2 separate regions of the Mus musculus genome follow, and region 1 is linked to region 2. A link is a loop called in an ENCODE intact Hi-C map of the cell type or tissue named here. Cell type or tissue: heart. All regions are shown on one strand. Links, peaks and the distances in the headings refer to the core of each region. The heading gives the core; the rest is flanking DNA.

What was found. A loop is a pair of places that touch in the nucleus more often than their neighbours do. Peaks named below come from ENCODE experiments on the same cell type or tissue, not always from the same donor. Only the 100,000 strongest peaks of a DNase experiment are listed, where the experiment ranks them.
Region 1: a loop joins it to region 2, with 3 times the contacts of the local background. A loop is called at or near these places in 5 of 42 quality-filtered maps.

The regions. Positions count from the first base shown.
Region 1 is chr6:86,635,454-86,641,227 of GRCm38, reverse strand. No RefSeq gene overlaps it. Among named protein-coding and RNA genes, the nearest start is that of Asprv1, 10 kb to the right of the region's middle. In heart, for the core only: a CTCF peak has its summit at 2,590; a DNase peak (open chromatin) is centred at 4,567; H3K27ac peaks cover 2,512 bases.
Region 2 is chr6:86,542,537-86,548,310 of GRCm38, reverse strand. All of the region lies in intron 3 of 1600020E01Rik (RIKEN cDNA 1600020E01 gene), which reads right to left. Among named protein-coding and RNA genes, the nearest start is that of Gm38676, 17 kb to the right of the region's middle. In heart, for the core only: a CTCF peak has its summit at 2,899; no DNase peak of the experiment used is centred there.

The DNA.
Region 1 (5,774 bases), core at 287-5,286, 93 kb before region 2:
GTGCACACCTGTGCCCGGGGGAGCCAGAGGTTCACGTCAGGTGTCTTCAATTGCTGTCCACCATGGGAGGTAGGGGTGTGGGGGTAAGGACGGTGTACATGTTCACATGTGTGTGTCTGCAACTATGCATGCATGTGTGTTCTCGTGTGCTTGGAGGCCAGAGATACTTTTCTGATGTCTGTGAAAGGGTTTCTCGAGGAACCTGGAGCTCACGCGCCCATTGGCTTGGTTAGCTTGCCAGCAACCCTGGGAGTTCCCTTGGCCTCTGACTCACCTGCGCTGCGGGTGTTAACGCTGCCTGAATGTTTTCTGGGTTCTGGGAATCTGAGCTTACCCCCTAGTGCTCACATAGCAGACAAGAACTTTAGCAACTGAACCATCTCCAACCTCTTACAAAGTTCTTGACAGAACACAGTGAGGGAACCTTAGACAAGACCAGAGGAGACCCCTGTGGCATATGGGAGGAGAGACAGAGAGAGAGAGAGAGAGACAGACAGACAGACAGACAGAGAGACAGGCAGAGACAGACAGAGAGACAGGCAGAGACAGAGAGAGAGAGACAGAGACAGACAGACAGACAGAGACAGAGAGAGGCACAGACAGACAGACAGAGACAGAGAGAGAGAGACAGAGAGACAGACAGACAGAGACAGAGAGAGAAACAGAGACAGACAGACAGAGAGACAGACAGACAGACAGACAGAGAGACAGAGAGAGACAGAGAGAGAGAGTCTGCTGTGTGTTGCAAGTTCAGTGCCCATCTCCAGGGAGAGAAGGAGTGGAGCCCTTGACTATAGGAAGAGACTGGCATGAGGGTGCTGGCCATGAGCCTGGCCCCTAGGCTACGAGTCACAGCTTAAGACCAAATGATCTTTCCTGAAGCCTCTTGCTGGCCTCTTGACTCTGCCTGGGCTTGTCTACTGTCTGGGGTTCTTCAGACCAGGCCTCAGATCTTATTGTCTCCATTTCTAAGCCTCCCAGAGGCTTAGAGTGTCGTTCCCTTGGCAGAGCAGCCAGTGTCTTCAGAGGCAGGTAGCCACCACACTTCTTCCAGGCCCCTTCGTCCCCTCTCCATCCTCTTCCTGGAATTTCCAGCGAGCCTCACCACAGGACCTTTGCACAGCCGCCTCCTCTCCTCCCTCATTTTATTTGAATGCCAGTACAATTGTCAACTCACGGTCTTCCTGGCCTGCCCATCACTCTGTCTGCTCTCCCCATACTCTGAGTCATGCTTCTCTCTTATCTTCACAGGGCAGCTTGCGTTTTTCTCAAGGGACTATTCCAGCAAGGCTCTGATCACAGAAGGGATGCCCCAGAGGCTCTGCCCAGCACCCAGAACAAAGCCTGGTGCCCAGGCCGTGCCCGGCAACACTGCCCTCAGAAGAGACCTCAGGCTCAGCCCTGAGATAGGCCATAGTCTCCATGACCATGTGACCCAAACAATGAGAGTGAGGCTTTTACTAAAAAGTAAATACTTGCTTGGCATGGTGCATACCTGGGATCCCAGAACTCAGGAAGCTGAGGCAGGAGAGTGGCCCAAAAGTCTGAGGACAGCTGGGCGGTGGGGAGGGTGCAGATCTAAAAGTTAACATTTAGTGTGATGCCGCGTGCATACATAAAGGAAGATACAGCAGTGTGGAGAACCGAGACTGCAGCCTCCTGAGGCCGTCAGTGCCCTGCCCACGAGAACTCCCACCAGCCTGCAGGACACGCAGGCTCACCAGAGAGCGGCTATCATTTCTTGCCTCGCTGTTTTGCCTCCTGAGGTTGCAGCTCTATGCACTGTGGTTTAATTTTGCATAATTCTTTTGGGAAATTGTGTAAGTGGAGTCACTGTGTCCACTGTGTCTAGCTCCTTCCACTTAGCACGTGAGCTTTGTCTGTGTCACAGGTGGTTGGGGACACAATCCTTCTCACTGGTCTGAAACAGCAAAGTAGTGGAAACCACCTAAGTGTCCCCAACGGGAGGGTGGGTTAAGGGGTGAGCTTCAAAAACAGAAAGCGACATAGTGTTTTTTATGAAGAAGAACAGAACAAAGAGGGGAGGGAGGAGGGAAGTAGAGGGAGGGAGGGAGAGAGGGAGGAAGGGAGGGAGGGAGGGAGGGAGGGGAAGAGGAAGGAAGGGAGGGAGGGAGGGGAAGAGGAAGGAAGAGAGGGAGGGAGGGAGGGAGGGAGGGAGAGAGGGAGGGAAGGAGAGAGAGAGGGAAGGAGAGAGAAAAGAAGGGAGGGAGGAAGAAAAAGAAGGGAGGGAGGGAGGAAGAAAAGAAGGGAGGGTGGGAGGAAGAAAAGAAGGGAGGGAGGGAGGGAGGGAGGGAGAAATAGAGGGGGGAAGGAGGGAAAAACAGAGGGAGAGGGGAAGGAGGAAGGGAAAGCAGGTAGGCAGGCTGACTGGGTGTGTTGCAATCCTATCACCAAAGCAGAAGAATTGGGAGTTAAGGCCAGCCTGGTCTATACAGTAGTAAGTTCCAGGACAGCCTGAGTTACATAGTGAGACCCTATCTAGAAAGAAGGAAAGAAAAGACAGACCAAATGAACAGACAGACAATGTTTACAGAGGAGAAGGGGAATTGCCATGTCTGACCTACAGAGGGTGCATGGATACACGGCTCCTCACAAGCTTACCCATTGCTTTTATTTATTTGAGACAGGGTCTCACTCTGACGGTCAGGCTAGCAATAGATTCATAGCTATCCTCCTGCCACAGCCTCCAAATGCTAGGAATTTTTTTTTTTTAGGAATTTTTTTCTTAATGCTTCTTTTTATTTCTTTTTTTTCTTTTTCTTCTTCTTTTTTTTTTTTTTCCTTTTTTTTTTTTTTGGACTGGCTCGGTTTTTTCTAGTTTCCCTGTGATGAGCACTTATGGCTTCAATCATTGAAAACAAAGAAACAACAACAAAAAACCCACTAAAAAGAATTTAAACCTTTAAAGAATTAACATGGAAATAAAAAGAAGCCATTAAAGGAAAAGATTTGGAATTTGGGGACAATACTAGGGATTTTCCCCCTATGGGTTGATTTTTAAAGCCAGTTATGTCTCCTCTGCTTGTTTGGTTTGTTGGGATTTTTTTTTCTATTTTCATAAGTTAATTAGAAGCAAATGTTTCCAGCCACAGTTAACATGCATCTGAGATTTACTGGCCCAGGCCTGTCTGTGGCCTGAAGCAAGCGGCCTGAGCTCTTGCCTCTTTACTCTCACTGTCCACGTGTCCAGCTGACTGGCTTGAAGGCTGTGGGGTCCTTCACATCTGAGCAATACCAATCACAATAGCCCCTGCTGTATTAGTTTCCCCAGTTGTTGGTGTGTGTGTGTGTGTGTGTGTGTGTGTGTGTGTGTGTGTGTGTGTGTGTAAAACATCTCTGGAGATGTTTTTGTGAGAATAGAAACATTCTCCAGCCAGCATATCCACTGCTGTGGTTAGGAGCCACCATTGCCAGGACCTCGCCACCTGTAAATGGCCCCCTGAGTGCTCTTCCACAACAGTTCTGCCCACTGCCTGCCAGCCTTTCAGCCTGAACCTGGGCCAGCACAGTCTCCATCAGACAGCCTCCCCCATCAGACAGCCTCCCCCATCAGACAGCCTCCCCCATCAGAAGCCTCTTCCATCAGACTGCCATTCCTATCAGAAGCCTTCTCATCAGACAGCCTCCTCATCAGACAGCCACCCCTGAGAAGGTTTCCCTCATCAAATAGCTTCTTTCATTATCCTGTCTCTCCCAACAGACTATCTGCCCAAGCAGATGACCTCCTCCATCAGGCCTTGTCTAGTCTTTCCTGAGTGTCTGGACTGTACAGTGGAATGGGATAGCAAAGATGACGAGCTAATGCTGCCTCTGCCCTTGTTTGATGATTCTTCAGTGGGGCAGCAGCAGGGCCTTGATGGGTTCTTTATCTATTGTGCCAAAAGCCAGTGCTGGCTTTAAGATAAAGTCACTTTCCTTCCCCTCTCGAATAAACTCGAGGCTGAGGGCAGGACCTTTGCCCCCCTCATCTCAGTGTTCTAGCTCTCTTCTTCATCCCTTCCCCTACCCTACCCATCTTACTACTTCCTGGGTCACTTACTGCTGACATCTGCACTTATGGTATGAGCTCTGTTTTTATTTATGCCAAAAAAAAATCTGAAATGATTTACAACACCGGTTTTGTTTGAATGTTGTCTACCTCCACGGCCACCTGGAATGTCCTCAAAGGACACAGGAGGCCCGCCTCACTGGTCTCTGCCCTCCTCCAGTAACCTCTCACACCTCTCAGTTGGTCGAAACCTGGCTGGTCCTTGTAAAAGTCTATTCTAAGGAGCCGCAGGCAGGCAATGTGGCCCTTGCTGGTCCCCAACTCCCACACAAACATGGGGAGTCTCACAAGGCCTGCTGCTTCCCCTCTGACCCAACTCCCTGAGGGCAGATTAAATGAGTGACAGTCACAGTGGCCCCCTCAAAATCTGGCCAGGAAGGTCTAACCCAAGGCTGCTTGGCACCAGTGGATTTGCCTGATTCTGCCATCTCTGTGGTGGCAGGGGACCAGCCAGGCCAGGCCAGGTCACTCTCTGGAGCACCCACTGGGAGGAGAAGCACTTGTGCCCTTTGGTCTGGCTCCAGTAGTCTCAGGCTTCTGATAAGGGACCTCTGGGAGTTGGCCCTGAAGCAAGCTCTGTGCACGTGAGGCCAAGCTCCTGTCTCGTGACTGCATTCAGAGTTTGTCACCCCACCTTGGGTTTGCTGCCCAGGGCCACCCATGCCCTGAGGCACCAAGGAAGTGAAATTAATTGCTTCTGGGTCGGTTTTTCATAGACTGAGGCGAGCAATCTGGAAACTCCTGTCAGTATTTCAGAGTTGAGCAGATTAACCTGGAACCTGGTCCCTCCCTGTGAGCAGAAGAATTTACAAAGACAGAAAGGAAAGAGTTAGAAAGATGGACGACACTGGAGATAACTGCACTGGGTCAATGGGAACCCATAGTCCTGATAGATACAGAAAGAAATACAGAACTATACCGTGGGAGGGGCTAGAACAGTGGCTCAATGGTCAGCACAACTTGCTGCTCTTGCAAAGGACCCTGGTTCAGTTCCCAGCACTTGTGACAGGTGGCTTTTAACCAATAGGAGCTCTCTGGGGGATCGAATACCCTCTTCTGCCTCCTTGGGAATATATACATTTGTGCACATGCCCACATGAAGACACAAATACACACAGTTAATAATATTTTTTGTTTTCTTGTTTATTTATTTATTTATTACATCCTGATCACAAACCCCACTCCCTCCTCTCCTCCCAGTCCCACCCTTACAAATCCCCCCCATTACCCCCTCCTTCTCCTCAGAGAAAGGGAGGTCCCCCTTGGGTACCACCCCACCCTGGGACATCCAGTCACAGCAGGACTAAGCACATCCTCTCCCACTTCCCTGGTGACGCAGTCCAGTTGGGGAAGGGGATCCAATGGCACGCAACAGAGACAGCTTCCCCTCCAATTGTTAGGGGATCCACATGAAAACCGAGATGCAGACACCCACAGGCAGACATCAGATGGAGCTTGGGGAGTCTTGTGGAAGAGTTGGGCATAGCATTGAGCAGGCTGGGGCATCAAGGACACCACAAGAAGACCTATGGAGTCAACTAACCTGGGTCCATGGCAGCTCACAGAGCCTGAGCCACCAACCAGAGCATGCAGGGGCTGGACCCAGCCCTCCTACACATTTGGAGGAGATGTTCTTTCTGGTTTTTTTTTTTCTTTTGAAAGAGTGTTTCTCTGTGTAGCCTTAGCTGTTCTGGAACTCACATTG
Region 2 (5,774 bases), core at 359-5,358:
CGGTTGTGCAGCCCTCTGGCGACTGCACTCTTAACTTTCAGCTTCCTGAGCAAACATACTTGGTTGTTTTCCTGGTTACCCAAAGCAATGACACTGCTCAGTCCTTACCCAACAGCTGATTCACTACCACTTCTCAAACCACAGGCTCACTTACCAGCTGGCTCTAAGAAAAAACAAGTCGGTGTGAACTGTCAAAGTCCTCTTGGACCTGACCTTAGCCAGGAGAGCAGGTTTCATTTCAAAACTGAAAGGACTGAAGGACTGGGGAAATCCAAAGCGCGCAAAGACCAGGAACAGGTGGTTCCCATCAGAAGAGTCCCCAGCTGGAACGCAAACAGAAACTAGACCACTGATAAGACACGGTTTACAGTGTCTGTCTCCAAGCTCTGGCAGCTGATTAGGTTGTCAACTATTTACAGCAGGGCATAAACACACTTATCCCACTCCAGTCTACTCAATAACTCTTTTCTCCAAAGCTGAAGCAACTTTCTGGATTTATTGAGTTTGAGAATTACAGGGAGGATCCAATAACTGGGACATCAGGGCAAAGGGATCCAGAATCCTTCAAATGGGCCACATTTTGAGTATAAAGAGTTATTACTACCTCTTCCTGATTCCCCATTAATGGGTGGCAAAATTCCTGTCTCAGTAAAAACTTTTCAGTTTATTCCTAGTGACCATTTGCTGTGAAGTGACAATACCAGAGGACAGCTCAGCAGGAGTTGGGTTATATGCCTGAGGTTCCACTGTGGCTAGCTGTGACTCAAGACATGTCACTGCACTTTTCTGGGTTCAGTTTCAGTTTCCTCACCCGTAACATAAGAAGACTGGGAAACATCTGTACCAAGAAAAGTTTTAAGTTCTTAATTCAAGGCTACTTTTTAAAAAAGCACACCTCAGGGCTGAAGAGATGGCTCAGTGGTTAAGAGCACTGACTGTTCCCCCAGAGGTCCTGAGTTCAATTCCCAGCTCACAATCATCTGTAATGGAATCTGATGCCCTCTTCTGGTGTGTTGAAAGACAGGGACAGTGTATTTACATACATAAAATAAATCTGTTTTTTTTTAAGGCATACCTTACCACTCTATGAAAAAATTCAAGGCATAAATAAAATTCACAAGCTCCTAGCCATAATAGGCTGCTGCTTACAAAGGACTGAGGAAGGGCCAGTTTAGGCCACTGGCACATGCTGCATCACTAGGAACCCAGACGCCAGAAAGCTACTCTATAGACTGTGATCAATAGTAAAGAATACTGAACGCGGTGAAGACACTACTCACACAGGGCCCAAGTATGGTGAGATATGCAGATAATCCCAATACTTAGCAGGCTAAAGCAGAAAGATGTAAGCTCTGAGGTCAGATTACATAAGGAAGACTCTGTGCAGACCAAAAGATAGACACACACAAAGAAAAAGACATCAATAGCCCATGTTCACTACAGCACTGACAGCAACTGCATACTGCAAGCCAGGGCTCTCTGGTGGAATGCTTACCTAGCATCCATGAGGACCTGGGTCCTATCCCCAGCTCAAAGAGAAAGAAACAACATTGTTTTTAAAAGGAGAAAAGGAAAGAAAGTGGAACAGTCAGAGGGGGAACAAGGAAGAAAATGTAAACTATACTACAGAATACTTTTCAGTCAATTAAAAAAAAAAAAAAACGGTTTTAGCCGGGCGTGGTGGCGCACGCCTTTAATCCCAGCACTCGGGAGGCAGAGGCAGGCGGATTTCTGAGTTCGAGGCCAGCCTGGTCTACAGAGTGAGTTCCAGGACAGCCAGGGCTATACAGAGAAACCCTGTCTCAAAACAAAACAAAACAAAACCCCCCCAAAAAAAGGTTTTAAATCTGTCATTTGCAAGAGCATGACTGCAACAGGGGATCATTACATTAAATGATACAAGCTAGGATGAGAGTAAAGGCACTGTACAGTCTCCCCACACATGGAAGTAAGAAACAATAACCTCATAACAGCAAGAATGAAATGGTGGTCTGCAGCCAGAGAGAGAAAGAAATGAGAGGTGGAGAGGTTACAATTAGGAATACAGTTTTGGGGGCTGGAAAGATGGCTCAGCAGTTAAGAGCACTGACCGCTCTTCCAGAAGTCCTGAGTTCAAATCCCAGCAACCACATGGTGACTCACAACCATCTGTAATGAGTTCAGATGCCGTCTTTTGGTGTATCTGAAGACAGCTACAGTGTTCTCACATATAATAAATAAATAAAAATTTTTATAAAGGAATACAGTTTGGGCTATATTATATAAATAGAAAGACTACAAAGAGTGATAATATGCCCTATATTCTAGAAGCTAGAAGAGTTTGAAATTTTTCACACTACAAAGAAAAGATTAATGTCTGAGGAGATTGTGCTATTCAACCCAATTTGAACACAAGTATACACAATATGTGAAAACATCACATTGTCCTCCAGAAATTCACTTGCTTTCTGCTTTTTAGTTTAAATATTATTTTTTAAAATGTATTTTTCCATTAATGTATTTACTCACTTTATATCCCAATCACTGTCACCCCCCACTCCTGGTCCCTACCCCCAGTTCCTAAAATTTATTATTTATTGGGGGGGTGTGCTATGCCATGTATCAAAAGACAGTCTGTGGGAGTTGGTTCTCCTGCCACCCTCTAAGGCCCATGGATCCCTCTCTAAGCTACTTTGCCAGCCCTCCATTTAAGTGTTAATTTACACTCTTGGCCCTCTCCTATGAAAACCACTCAAAGAAATTTTCAAGTTAGTATTTAAAGCTAGACGCCAAGAATGACAACGCATATAAGGAGTACATCTCAGCATCCTTAACATCTTTCAGTGAAGATACCTGTGACTTCAGACAGCCATTAAACGGCAGTCCCTGCTGCCCAGGTCTTTGAGTTGCTCATCACCTAGTGGCGTAGTGAAGTAAATGCAGTTTGCCAAGAGCCCAAGTAACTTCCAGCCATTTTGTGACTTTCTCAAACCCACAGCAGAGTCTTCACTACAATCCCCCAGCTTCTGTGAGATGGAAGAGGCTCCACCTCCATTCATTTTCCAAGCTGAGGACTTCATACCCTAAGATTCATTCTCCACGGTGGAAAAGGCTTTGCACTTAAATAATGATAAGAAGTGACACACATTTGTTTAGCTGTGGCTGCAAAGTTCTTAGAGGTGAGAGAGCTAAAGCTGCCTGTGAAAGATGAACTAATACTGTGGGCTTCCAGGCTAGCCTAAAACTAATGAGACATCTCAACTAAATTTCAAGTCAAAACAAAAAACAGAGCCTGACGTCACAGTGATCCCATGTACTTAGTAGCTAAGACAAGACTGTAGAGTCTAGGCAGCAGAACCAACCATGTCTCAAAAAAAAAAAGAGAAATATTTTGCCAATGAGAAAAATATTATAAGGAAATAAATCAGACATGATGATACATGCCTATATTCCCAGTACTAGGGAGGCTGAGGCAGAAGGACCAGGAATTCCAAGCTAGCTTGAGCTACAGAGCTAAACCATCTCAAAATAAAAATGAGTTGGGGAGGTAGTAAAGTAATGCCCTCTGCCCTCAGTAGAAGCCTGGAACAGAACCAGGCAGGCATCTGTCAGGGGAAAGTGGAAACTCTGTAAAGGACAGCAGTCAGGAAAGGAAACCATTTAAACACTTCCAAGGTTCTTTCGACTCTAAAATATCATCATCCTGAACTTAAAAGTCACTGACAACACTGAAGACTCTCTCTCTCCTGCTTTATTCAGGTCCCCCAAACAATATAACCCAGCGGCTAGGGGCACAGATGGGACACTACCATCTGAGCAAATGTGAACACATTATTGAACTCTGCCTTCCTCAGCTTTGTTATCTGCAGATGTTACTTAGCATCACTACTCTCCTAAGTTTACTATAAAGATATATAGGATATTAGTCAAGTACTTAAAACAGTGCTGCACACACAGAAGGATATAAGACCAACAGTTTGAAAAGACAAGAAAAGGAAGGGGGTGGGGACGTGCTTGCTTTACTTGTCCTTACTGAAACCTCAGCCAAAGTGTCCCTGGCTGTTACTGACCAGAGTCTGAGCTCCCTTGGCAATAAGCCTCAAAAAAGAGCCAGAGCTGCCTTGCTCATAGGGTGCTCATTCTTTGTTCTGAAAGTTGGCATCTCCAATGCCTTGAAACATCAGACCGCCTTTGACTTTACAAGTGTCTTGCTCCAATCCCAGGTGCTAAGTAGTGCTACCCTCCTATTAATGCTTAGTCAGCATTCAAAAGGACCTCAGAGACCCTCTAAACCCAGCACTTTGTTTACTACATAAGAGCAAGAAGGCTAAAAGTGAAGTCCTAGGTGTAAGTTGGGACAAAGTCGAGCACAGTTGTTGTAGGTTTTTATTCCTAGTGACCAAAATCTTCCCATTTTTCAGGAAAAGAAAAACGGTGTTTTTAACCCACTGAGCCATCTTTCCAGTCCCTTACTGCCTCCTATACCACAGAAGTATGCAACATACTTTCTGAGTTTTTTGGATTAGGGGATGCTAAACTGGTTGAAAGAAAGGAAGTGGGGAGAGTGGAGAAAGAAAAGAAACCTTGCAAATGTTGAAAAAAAGTAAGAAATAAAAAATATTTTTAGTCCTTAGTATCTCAGTCAGATGTGGGGTATTCAACCAGCACTGCACGTGTACACCTATACACGTGCATAGGGCAGCAGGGTACAGAGGCTAAGAGCAGGGACTCTGGAGCCAGACTACTTTGCTCAAATCCCAGATCTATCACTACTAACTATGTGGCTGTAGTGAGCCTCCTAACCCTCTTCACACACTATAAAACAAGAGTGACTACTCACAGGTTTATGGATTAAATAAGACAAATGCATGTGAAATCCACATCAGAGTTCTCTGTGCATACTGATTGCTTCTCAACATTACTAGCTTCATCTGAACAGCCTAAAAGCTGAAGAGATGACGCTCAGTGGTTAAAGGGACTTGTTCTTCTAGAGGATCTGAGTTCAGTTCCAGCAGCCACATGGGTGACTCACAACTGCCTACAACCCATCTCTAGGGGGACCCAACACCTACTTCTGGCCTCCATGTGCACACACGCGCGCGCGCGCGCGCGCACACACACACATGCCTAAGAGGTACATAAGAACAACAACAATGACGCCTTTAATCCCAGCACTTAGGAGGCAGAGGCAGGCGGATTTCTGAGTTCGAGGGCAGCCTAGTCTACAGAGTGAGTTCCAGGACAGCCAGAACTACACAGAAAACCCTGTCTCGAGAAAAAAAAGAACAACAATGGTAAACATAACAAGAGACGAGGTCCTACTTCTAGTCTAAAGAACACTATAACACTAAGATACAGGTCTTACTCAGTGCCTGCTTCTGGTTCAGGAACACCCAGCCCTTCAGTCACCACGCACACCAAGCACCCTTTCATTTTTCTTTACATCTTGAGAAGAACCTGCTCAGAACAGAGACACAGGCAGAGCAAGATGCTTAAAATCATACAGGAGGGTCAGGAGGACAGAACCCATGCACATTCGAAACAGCAGACTCATTAAATTCAGCAAGATACAGCTCTATGGTATAGTCTCTCACATCCTCAAAAGTGATACAGCAAAGCCGGGCGTGGTGGCACACGCCTTTAATCCCAGCACTTGGGAGGCAGAGGCAGGCGGATTTCTAAGTTCGAGGCCAGCCTGGTCTACAGAGTGAGTTCCAGGACAGCCAGGGCTACATAGAGAAACCCTGTCTTGAAAAACCAAAAAAAAAAAAAAAAAAAAGTGATACAGCAGAATG